2 separate regions of the Homo sapiens genome follow, and region 1 is linked to region 2. Evidence: read pairs that join two places in POLR2A ChIA-PET (ENCODE). Cell type or tissue: MCF 10A. All regions are shown on one strand. Links, peaks and the distances in the headings refer to the core of each region. The heading gives the core; the rest is flanking DNA. Region 1 overlaps RBKS (ribokinase). Region 2 overlaps MRPL33 (mitochondrial ribosomal protein L33).

What was found. Peaks named below come from ENCODE experiments on the same cell type or tissue, not always from the same donor. Only the 100,000 strongest peaks of a DNase experiment are listed, where the experiment ranks them.
Region 1: POLR2A ChIA-PET joins it to region 2 with 5 read pairs; 5 of 35 experiments call an interaction of 5 or more read pairs at or near these places.

Annotation. Positions count from the first base shown.
Region 1 is chr2:27,840,706-27,846,094 of GRCh38, reverse strand. RBKS (ribokinase) reads left to right here. Exons shown (of 8, transcript NM_022128.3): 5 at 2,864-3,028. Among named protein-coding and RNA genes, the nearest start is that of RBKS, 47 kb to the left of the region's middle. In MCF 10A, for the core only: no CTCF peak of the experiment used is centred there; no DNase peak of the experiment used is centred there.
Region 2 is chr2:27,773,788-27,779,176 of GRCh38, reverse strand. It overlaps MRPL33 (mitochondrial ribosomal protein L33), which reads right to left. Exons shown (of 4, transcript NM_004891.4): 3 at 4,647-4,753. Among named protein-coding and RNA genes, the nearest start is that of MRPL33, 4.8 kb to the right of the region's middle. In MCF 10A, for the core only: no CTCF peak of the experiment used is centred there; a DNase peak (open chromatin) is centred at 2,826.

The sequences.
Region 1 (5,389 bases), core at 305-5,304, 67 kb before region 2:
TACTCAGGAGGCTGAGGCAGGAGAATCGCTTGAACTCACAAGGCGGAGGTTGCAGTGAGCCAAGATTGGGTGACTACACTCCAGCCTGGGCGACGACGGAGCAAGACTCTGTCTCAAAAAAAAAAAAATGGTAACAACCTTCAAGTCAAGTTTTCATAATTTCTGCCAACTGTTTTAATTATAAAAACGCCTACATAAGTTTTTTTAAATCAGAATCAATATTCAGAAGGACCAAGCATTTCCTGGGGCACCTAGGACAGAACCTCATGTGTTGTGGACAGCGTGCTTGTGTTAAATGAGGATTTGTCACAATGTGTCTTTTATTTATAATGCAGCTTTGCAGCATCATTTCTCACAGAAAATATGGTATTTTTAACTCGGCTTTAGTGATTCCAAGTAGCAATAATAACGATATATTTCACCTAAAGGTGGTAGATAAAAGTTTGCATTCTAACTATAGAAAGCCTGTGTTCATTTAAGCTACATTTTAAGTAACTATTCCTGCCAACAGCAGCTCATTCCTTGTCTTAAACCTCTTTTGTTGTTGTTGTTGTTGTTGTTGTTGTTCTAGGACTATCCTCAAGTTCTCTTTCTTATCTATGAACAAAATCTGCATTTTCCATGCAAAGATATAATGTCATAGTGTGTGTCAAGTGCCTATTTGGTAGACCTTGCCTGGTTTACAGTGTACGGTAATGCCCTCAAGACTATAGGTGGTAATAGAAGAATTAGGACAAATACACAGAGATGGGACAATCAGCTCCTTTAAATGAAGGAGTGAGTTTGCAAGATAAAGTAATGAGTTTAGTTTTGACTAGTTAAATTTGAGGCATGAATAAGCTAGCCATATGGCATTATCCATCAGACAGCTATAGTCTTGGGCTTGCTGCTTAGCAGCTAAGGCCAGGCCAAAAATTTGGATCTGGGAGACAGCAACATGGAAGCAGCAGCTGACTCCAACAGAGAAAATGAGGTCACTGAAGAAAAGGAAGGAGAGATGCTGTCTTTCAGCAAGTGGGAACTTTGAATTTTTCTAGGACTGAGGTTAGGTTTATGCTGAACCATCCCCACTTTATTAAGTCTTCCTCGTGGCCAACAAACACATCTGTGGTAAGATGATAGGATAGAATTTGTTCTGTGTTGAGAGGTGATTTTAGGTCATGTCTGTACAAGATCAGCACGAGCAGCCCGGAGCACAGAAAATGCCTGCTACAACTCATTCCTCCAGATCAGTGTTGTCCAATAAAAATAAAATGCAAGCCTCGTGTGGAATTTTAAATTGTCTAGTAGCCACATTTTAAAAAGTAAAAAGGAACAGGTAAATTTAACTTAGGCCATATATTTAACCCAATATGTCCAAAATATTATCATTACAGTGTGTAATCAAAAATTTATCTTGGCTGGGTACGGTAGCCCACACCTGTAATCCCCGCACTTTGGGAGGCCAAGGCGGGTAGATCACATGAGGTCAGGAGTTCGAGACTAGCCTGGCCAACATAGTGAAACCCCATCTCTACTAAAAATGCAAAAAAAAATTAGCCAGGCGTGGCGGCACACCCCTGCAATACCAGCTACTTGGGAGGCTTAGGTGGGAGAGTTGATTGAACCCAGGAGGTGGAGGCTGCAGTGAGCCAAGATCGCACGACTGCACTCCAGCCTGGGCAACAGAGTGAGACCCCAAAATTTATCTTAATTTTTTTTTAATTTTTAAAATGGTAAGAATAAATGGATATTTTACCTTATTTCCTTTGTACTATCTTTGAAATCCGCTTGTATTTTACTTGAAGCACACCTCAGTGGACTAGCCACATTTCTTTTTTTTTTTTTTTTTCTGAGACAGAGTCTCACTCACTCTTGCCCAGGCTGGAATGCAATGACACAATCTCAGGTCACTGCTACCTCCGCCTCCCAGGTTTAAGCGACTCTCACGCCTCAGGCTCCTAAGTAGCTGCGACTGCAGGCACATACCACCACGCCCAGCTAATTTTTGTAATTTTAGTAGAGATGGGTTTTCACCATTTGACCAGGCTGGTCTTCAACTCCTGACCTCAAGTGATCTGCCCACCTCGGCCTCCCAAAGTGCTAGAAATTATAGGTATGAGCCACTCTGCCCAGCCAGGACTAGCCACATTTCAAATGTTCAATGGCCATGTGTGGCTCGTGCTCATGACTACCATGTTGGACAGCACAGCTCTTAAGGGTTCACCTTACAGATGAAATGCACCACCACCCCTGCCTCATTCAGGTGGGATTATAGACAGCAGGTCCAAGTAATAAGAATATATCAGATTCCTTAGTTCTGTTTCTGTTTGATCCATTATAGTATAAGCCAGGTATCCCTCTCTCCTCTATATCTGATACAATTTTCTATCTGTTAGATATTTAAAATGTGTTTTGATTGACAGAATCACTTTTTAGAATACCATAGGGTACACACATGAACTGCTTGCATACTACAGTGTCATACAAGTTTATTCCTATTTATATTCATCTCTATGGCATCTGTCATTTAGGATTCAGAACCTTTACCGCATACATATACTAGCTATTTTCTATAAAAGAAATGTTTAAAGTATGTTATATGTCATTTCTCAACTAATATTCTTTATATATAAGAATATTGGGAAAATCTTTTTAAGATTTTGCTTAAGGTGATCAGAATAATGTGCATCTTACAGAGATATTATAAAAGATACATTTGGAACTCAAAGTTCAAGCTGAATAACCTAGAAATGCTAAAATTAATACTTAATAACACATTTTGTATAATGACTTTACAAGGGCGATTGTATTCATAACACTGCAGAATATCATTTGCTTGGCTTTGTTTAGTTTTAATATAATAGGTGGAATTTCTTTATAGGCCAGAATATCATTGTCATAGTGGCTGGAGCAAATTTACTTTTGAATACGGAGGATCTGAGGGCAGCAGCCAATGTCATTAGCAGAGCCAAAGTCATGGTCTGCCAGCTCGAAATAACTCCAGCAACTTCTTTGGAAGCCCTAACAATGGCCCGCAGGAGTGGAGGTAATTATACATATTTGTCATTCTTTCTATAAAAGCTTTTATCGCTGTCTTAATTAAAGTTAACCTTTTAAGTTAAGCAAAGCAATACTCTTTCTGTCGTAAAATATTCTTTCTTCCATCTGTGAGATTCACAGTCTTGTGGTTCTTGATAATGTTAGAAAACCTTGCAAACAGGGTAAAAAAAAAAACATGAGTAGCATTTCCGATATCCCGCAATATAAATCTTCAATGTAGCTGGCAGAAATGGTACAAGTAGAATTAGAATTCCTGTAATTCCAGCTACTCAGGAGGCTGAGGCAGGAGAATCGCTTGAACCCTAGAGGTGGAGGTTGCAGTGAGCCGAGATCGCTCTGCTGCACTCTAGCCTGGGTGACAAGAGTGAGACTCCGTCTCAAAAAAAAAAAAAAGAATTCCTGAATCAGCCCCTTGTCCAAGGTACACTCTAGGTGGTGAAATGTTTTCTACTCTGAGAAGCAGAGGTTAAGCTGCATGTCATACATACAAATACATGCATACATACAAAAGTAACTGGGGCAGCCCAGTTACTTTTTGACAAACATCTCTAGGAATTGAAGATTAGGTTTTTTCTCCTTTTTGTAAAACTTTATCATCTTTCAATAAACAACAAAAGATTATTTATATGTAATATTTTCTATGTTATCAATGTCCATTGACATTGCCTCTTTTGTTTTTGATTTTGGAAATTTTCAAACCTACAAAAGCAGCAGAATTGTACAGTGAAATCCATCACCCAGCTTCCAGTTATCAACCTGTAGCTAATCTTGATTCATCTTTTCTCCCACTCACTCCTCTTTTCTCACCTCCAGCAAATAACAAACTTTTTAAAAATCCAGATGATTTATTTGTTTGCTTCCTTTTCACCACTGACTAGTGGGGAAAGCATCTTCTGAATTAGAATCCCATTTCTGTCCCTTGTCAGCTTCGTGGTCCTAGCAGAATTACCTGATTTGTCTGAGCCTTTTCAGTAAAATGCATATAGAAATACTCCATCTGCAGAATTGTTCTCAGGATGGAATAAAATAAAATAGGATGCCAAGCATGGTGTAGTACATGGTGGTAAATCCCAATTTTTTCCTCTTCAATCCACTTCTCTCTTTAAAGTTAGGATAATATCCTGATCAAGCATCATTTGGTGAAAAAAATCAAAATAAATAGTAGCCACTCTAACATGATGACTTCTTGATATTGTGGCAATAGTTCTGTGATTTTTTTAAAGAATAAAATAGAGAACCACACTGACTATTTCTCAAGATACAAAACTAAAAAGAAAAAAGAAAAAGAACAGTGTGTGTGTGTGTGTGTGTGTGTGTGTGTGTTTATATAAGTGATTTCTCCCAAAGTGTGTAGTGTTCTACATAGAAATAAATGGAAAATAAGTCACTGAAATGATTTTGTGGAGAATTTTAAAATGTTCGTCCTGATTTAACAAATTTTCCTCTTGGCAAAACAACATGCTGTGGTAAATTTTCCCTGACATTTAGTGTATTTTTAATGGACATGAAGCTGTCAGAAAGAATTCTAAGCCAAAACCCATTTGGTTCCATTTTCTTGGAGTGTCACAGTAAAGTCTAATGCTTATGGTTACGCATTCTCTGCACCGTGCCCATCTCAGCAGAGTGATGTGAATACAGGGTGCCACCCTGCTCCTGCTCTTGTCTTTCTTTGTATAGATCAAAGCACATTCTCGTGTAACTTCTCTTTTTTTCCTACTATCCCTTACTGCTCAGAGATCACTGTTCCCTCTGTCCTAGTCTAGTTGCCTGTTACCTACCCTGCTTGTGAAGGAGAGAAAGATACAGCAGCCACAGTTGAGGAGCTAACCTTTCACAGGTGAGAATAGAGTAATCCGGATGGGCAGGCAGCCTACCCTGGGGCTGTCATTGGGTGGGGTCCAGAAAGGCTTCCTCCATCACCTTCCGTGTAGCTCTTCCAGTTGGGAGCTGGAGGACCCAGGACAGCAGGAAGCGGGGTAGGTGACAGTGGGCCACAGACCACTTGGCCTACTTCACACTTTTATTAAGAGCCAGCATGCCTTGGTATTAATTCTGCATGAACTTCCTTATATAATAATAGCAGAAATAGTAATACCATGCATTTATATGTACTTTACATCTTATAAAGTACTTTCGTACACATTTTACCCTCAGAAAAACCTTATGACAAAGATATGGCAGGCATTGTTCTCTCAGATTAAAGGTGAGAAGACTGAGACTGAGAGGTTAAGTCATTTGTTCAAACAGTGTCGCACTTTAAGTTGAAGAAACCATGATTTCAGACTCTAAGACCCAAGTTCTGTCTCCTAGTTTAAACCACACTTTAAAGTGCCACAACCCATTGATT
Region 2 (5,389 bases), core at 165-5,164:
ATTCACATTAAGAAAGAAAACTAGGGACAAAAATGGAAAACAATGTTTTCACCCAATTAATGTCCACTCTTGTAGGAGGTAAGCAAGGACAGACTGGGAGCTGGACTCCAGAAAGAGAGCAGCAAGAACCAAGTGGACCACGCTGTCTGGAAGAGTAATAGACACTAAACCTCTACTTCCCAGAGATGGGTTAATACACCCAAATACGGAGTTTTTAGTTTGGTACTATAATTAATATCATAACCAAAATCTCATTATTGTAAATATTAGAGTACAGTTCTCTGAAACAAAGTGCTACCGGCCTGGATGAAACACTGAAGGCTAGCTGGGCGCAGTGACTCACACCTGTAATCCCAGCACTTTGGGAGACCGAGGTGGTCATATCACCTGAGGCTGGGAGTTCAAGACCAGCCTGGCTAACATGGAGAAACCCCATCTCCACTAGAAATACAAAATTAGCCAGGCATGGTGGTGCATGCCTGTAATCCCAGCTACGCGGGAGGCTGGCGCAGGAGAATCACTTGAACCCGGGAGGCAGAGGTTGCAGTGAGCCGAGATCGCACCATTGCACTCCAGCCTGGGCAACAAGAGTGAAACTCCGTCTCAAAAAAAAAAAAAGAAAAGATTGAAGACTAGATGCTGAGCAGTAAGGCTTTCATATTTCTATAATGCCTTATGGCACTCGATTAACTTCCATCTCTCTCACACACACACCCACACACCCACACACACACACACCCCTACCTATTTCCTCTTTGCTAAAACAAAAACAAGAAAACACCAGAAATGGAATAATCACCCAAGGAAGATCCAGGAACTTAAACAACTATGACCTAACAATTCCTCACTTGTCCCTATCATACAGACATTTTAGCTTTTTTCTTCTACAGTCAATATGGATACTCTGCATATGAGATTCCCAAGCTATCTACGACTAAGAATGAGCTTATCTAAGTAAGTCCATTCTCACCTCCACTCCTACCTTAATTCTGGTTTAGTAGGGCTAGAGTTGGACTGAAGTCTACATTTTTTAAAACTACTCAATTGATGGGCAGCTGAATTTAAGAATCATTAACCTGTCAACAGAATTTATCTATGATATTAATACACTGTACATAAGGGATCTTTTTAACATACTTCAAATCATGTGAAATGTAAGTAGGATTGATCCTCCTAAAACTCCAAGGAGGACTACAATGCATTAATGCATTACAAGATGGTAGTAAAGAACCAAAACAGTTTCTCATCTATATTACGACAAGAAATATTTCCCCCATGGTTTTCTACAGGGAACTAAAAACTTGGTTTAAAAAAAGGCGGGGGGTAGGGGGGTTGTCTCACTGAAAAGCAATCTGGAGACTATTTAAATGACCCTGACTAGGAGTAACTGATTAAGGTTAGTAGAGCAAGGCTATATTGAGTAGAATTCTTTGATTCATTCACTGCACCTATTCCTTTAACTCAAAGAATAAAATATTTAAGTCCATAGAACTGTGCTAGGCAATGTAGAGTTTACAAAAGTGTAAGAAGACTCCCTGATTTAATACATCAGTACATCATGAGGTGCCCACACAAATGTCCAGTAAACCCCAGAGGAACCTAAAGGTCAGAAAGGGACAGGAATGGTGACAGAAGTCCTCATGGAAAGTGTCAAGTTTGGTCCCTGAAGACAGATCAGCATTTGGATTAAATGAACCAGGAATGGGCATCTGGTTTAGTAGAGGGATTGGTGATAGGAGTCTCAGTGGGGATCCATGGCCTGACCACAGGGATGGGTCTTGATTAAAAAAAAAAAAAAAAAAAAAGTTTTAGATTAATTTGGCTCCATGTAAGAGACAGAACAGGGACTTGGCCAGGAATGGTGGCTCATGCCCATAATCCCAGCACTTGGGAGACTGAGGTAGGAGGATTAGTAGAGGCCAGGAGTTCCAGACCAGCCTGGGCAACACAGAAGACACTGTACAAAAAAAACCAAAAACCTATTTTTAAATTAGAAGGGCTAAGCACAATGGCTCAGGCCTGTAATCCCAACACTCTGGGCAGCCAAGGTGGGCGGACTGCTTGAGCTCAGGAGTTCGAGACCAGTCTGCACAACACAGACCCCATCTCTATTTTAAAAAATTAAATAAATAAATACATAGAAGAACAGGGACTTGAGTGAGAAAGACTCGGTTCCAACTCTGGCTCCACCATTTATCAGCTATGAATCCCTGGGAAAATTTCTCAAAGTACTCTATCCTGCTTTCTTCCCTGTGGGAGAGATAACTATCTCCCTCACAAGGTTGTTGCTGGACACATAGTGCGCACTCAACACTGAGTTGAAATGACACACTGCTACCCACAATTGTAAACATGAATTAATTTTCTGTCAAAATATTTGCTGCTTAATTCATAGAAGAATGAATCTGTCAAGTTCTCTCCCTACATCTAACCAAAATCGATTCTGCTTCAATTACAGTCTATATTGTCTTGTTTAGTCATCCAAGGAATTAAAACTGACAAGTTTTCATTCTCTTTATGATAAACCTTCAATATATTTAAGAAAGTTTAATAAGCTCATGCCTCAGCCTTTAATCCTTCCTCTTCGGAAATTAGCATCTAGTTTTATACGTGGAAAAGGAATTCGAAAGGATAGGCACATGCAGCTGCTTCTTGCCACAGACTATATTATGAAATGCTCAAATAATTGGGAATTTTTTCACGTTTCCTTACCTATTTCCTTCATAAAGCAGACCAACAATCATCGTCCTCAAACTTAACAATTTACTCATCACAGTAAAACATGCTGGGAGAACTGCCAAGCTATTTGGTACCCTGGGCAATGGGGGCAGGCCCCGAGGCAAACATCTTCATCACGAACACGTGCAGGGCATTCAGCAGGTGGGCAGAAAGCCAGGCAGTCTGCTATCCCAGAACATTCTCTTCTTCAGAAAAGACAAAGTTGTGCTGTCAAAGCTAAGACCGTTCCTTATCAGAAAAATTCTAAGCGTCTGTTTGAAATTTATACGTGAATCTTTTCTCCCACTTTGAACTATGATCAGAACTGTTTATGGCTGTATCCTTTCCCAATCTCAAAACTTAAAATCAAACTGACAATTATTAAGTTCCTAATACCTCCATACTAAAGATGAAAAGCCCAATACATTTTTTCATACTTAAAATATCACAGAATGTTACTCAGTCACCCCTTTGACTTTTCACCAGCTGACACAAAGAAATCAGAGGGAGAAAAACATACCAATCCAATTCTAAACCTTATCAATCCAACAGCAAACCTCATCATTTTTCCACCATATGAGGAATCATCCTGAAATTCAGACTCCTTACCATCAGATACAGACCTAGAATTCCCTTTTCACTCTGATAATGAATAAACAGAAATTTGAACACCATAAAAACAGCAAGGAATTTTATTTCTGTTAAAGGATGGAACACAAGAAACTTTAAGCTGACAACTGTGCTTCTTGGAGCCTTTAAAAAATGTCTGCTCATGTTATTATAGCCATTATCTTGTTAAGAAGCAATGGCCGGGTGCGGTGGCTCACACCTGTAATCCCAGCACTTTGGGAGGCTGAGGTGGGTGGATCACCTGAGGTCAGGAGTTCAAGACCAGCGTGGCTAACATGGTGAAACCCTATCTCTACTAAAAATATAAAAGTTAGCCGGGTGTGGTGGCACACACCTGTAGTCCCAGCTACTTGGGAGGCTGAAGCAGGAGAATCACTTGAACCCAGGAGGCAGAGGTTGCAGTGAGCCGAAATTGTACCACTGCACTCCAGCCTGGGCGACAAAGTGAGACTCCATCTCAAAAAAAAAAAAAAAAAAATTAATTATAAAGAGCACAAAATGAACAGCCAGAGCTCTAAAATTAAAAAACACGTTTGCTATTTTTACATAAATCTGCACATAAAATCCAGAAACAGGATAGGCATCCACCAACAGCAATCAGGTGCTGACTCTATTTTTGTTTGTGAGCAGATAATATGGCCTTAGGAACACTTGTCTCTTCTAGATAAATACTTCCATCTAATGAGACCATTTAAAGTTACCATATAGTACAGCATTTTAGTGGATGGCACAAAATGGAAAAATCAAATTTCCTACCCCCACTGCACTAATATATAGAAACCATATTCCTTTAACTTCTATCAGGAACCAAATACTAGCCACTGTCGAACAGATGATGCCAGGACACCATACCGTCCCCTTCTTAAGACACTTGTCTGTTTCCAGAACACTACCACCTATTCTCTTTACATAGCTGGTTTCTCACCTTCAGGTCTCGGTTAACTATCTCCTCCTGGAGAGACCTTCCCTGATTTAGCCATCTAATGTGACTTTCCCTACCACTCTCCAACTTCATCCTACACCTCAGCATCCTGATTGTTTCTCTCACAGCACTTATAATTTGTCATCTTTTCTCCCCCTCTCAGACTAGACTAAGTGCCAAGAGTACAGGGACTTGTCTTGTGTCCTGGTGTATCCCAGCACCTGGGATGTTAAATAGCATCATAACAATCATTCAATACCTATTTACTAAATGAATGCTAGTGTCAGAGGCTAAAAAAACACCTCCAGAGAGTTCAGATGTTCAGCCTACAAAGGGGGCAACAGGCCTTGGAAGCATTAACCTCCCCAGATCTTACCAACTGGATCATAATGCAAAAGAGTCAGTTTTTCCCGCAGTCGGTTTCTCTTGGTGTTGAAGCAGAAACCTGTCCCAGCTTCGCTCACCATTCTCACCAGAATGTTTCTAAGATTAAAAAGTACGCTGTTATGTACGAGCTGACGAAATAAACTAAAATCAGTCACAGGGGGATGGCACATTTTGAGAACTCTGTAGGGTAATATTAGTTGTGAGATATCACTTGGCCCTAAAAGGTTCAGTTGTAAGACAGCCTAAGTTTTCCATGAAACAGTTTCAATGGTTTCAAATCTCTAGGATTTGCTCCACTACACAGAGTTACTTCGCAATGACCTAACCAAAACAATAAGAACAATCAAGCCACATTGCGGGACTAGCCTCAGACATCCACCCTTCACGAGGAGCAGAAGTCAGGAAGGGGAAAATATCAAAATACTGGTAACCACAGCTGGCTAGTGAGGAAATTGTAAAGATCGCTGTCTCAGAACAGCCCTCTCTTCCAGGGCATAAATGATTATATTCAGGAAGGGACAAAATAAAGAGACTAAAGCTTTTAGTTTGCTAATGCGCAAAACCTTGTGCCCCTTCATATTTCATTTAAGTTCCACTCATCCAAAGCAGAAAGTCCATGTTTGCCTCACCAGATCTTTTAATACCTGTACTGTTTGTTATTTTTTCATGTGTCTTGTCTCCCCATGTAGACCATGTTATTTTATTTCTCATGTAATTCCAAAACAACCTGGA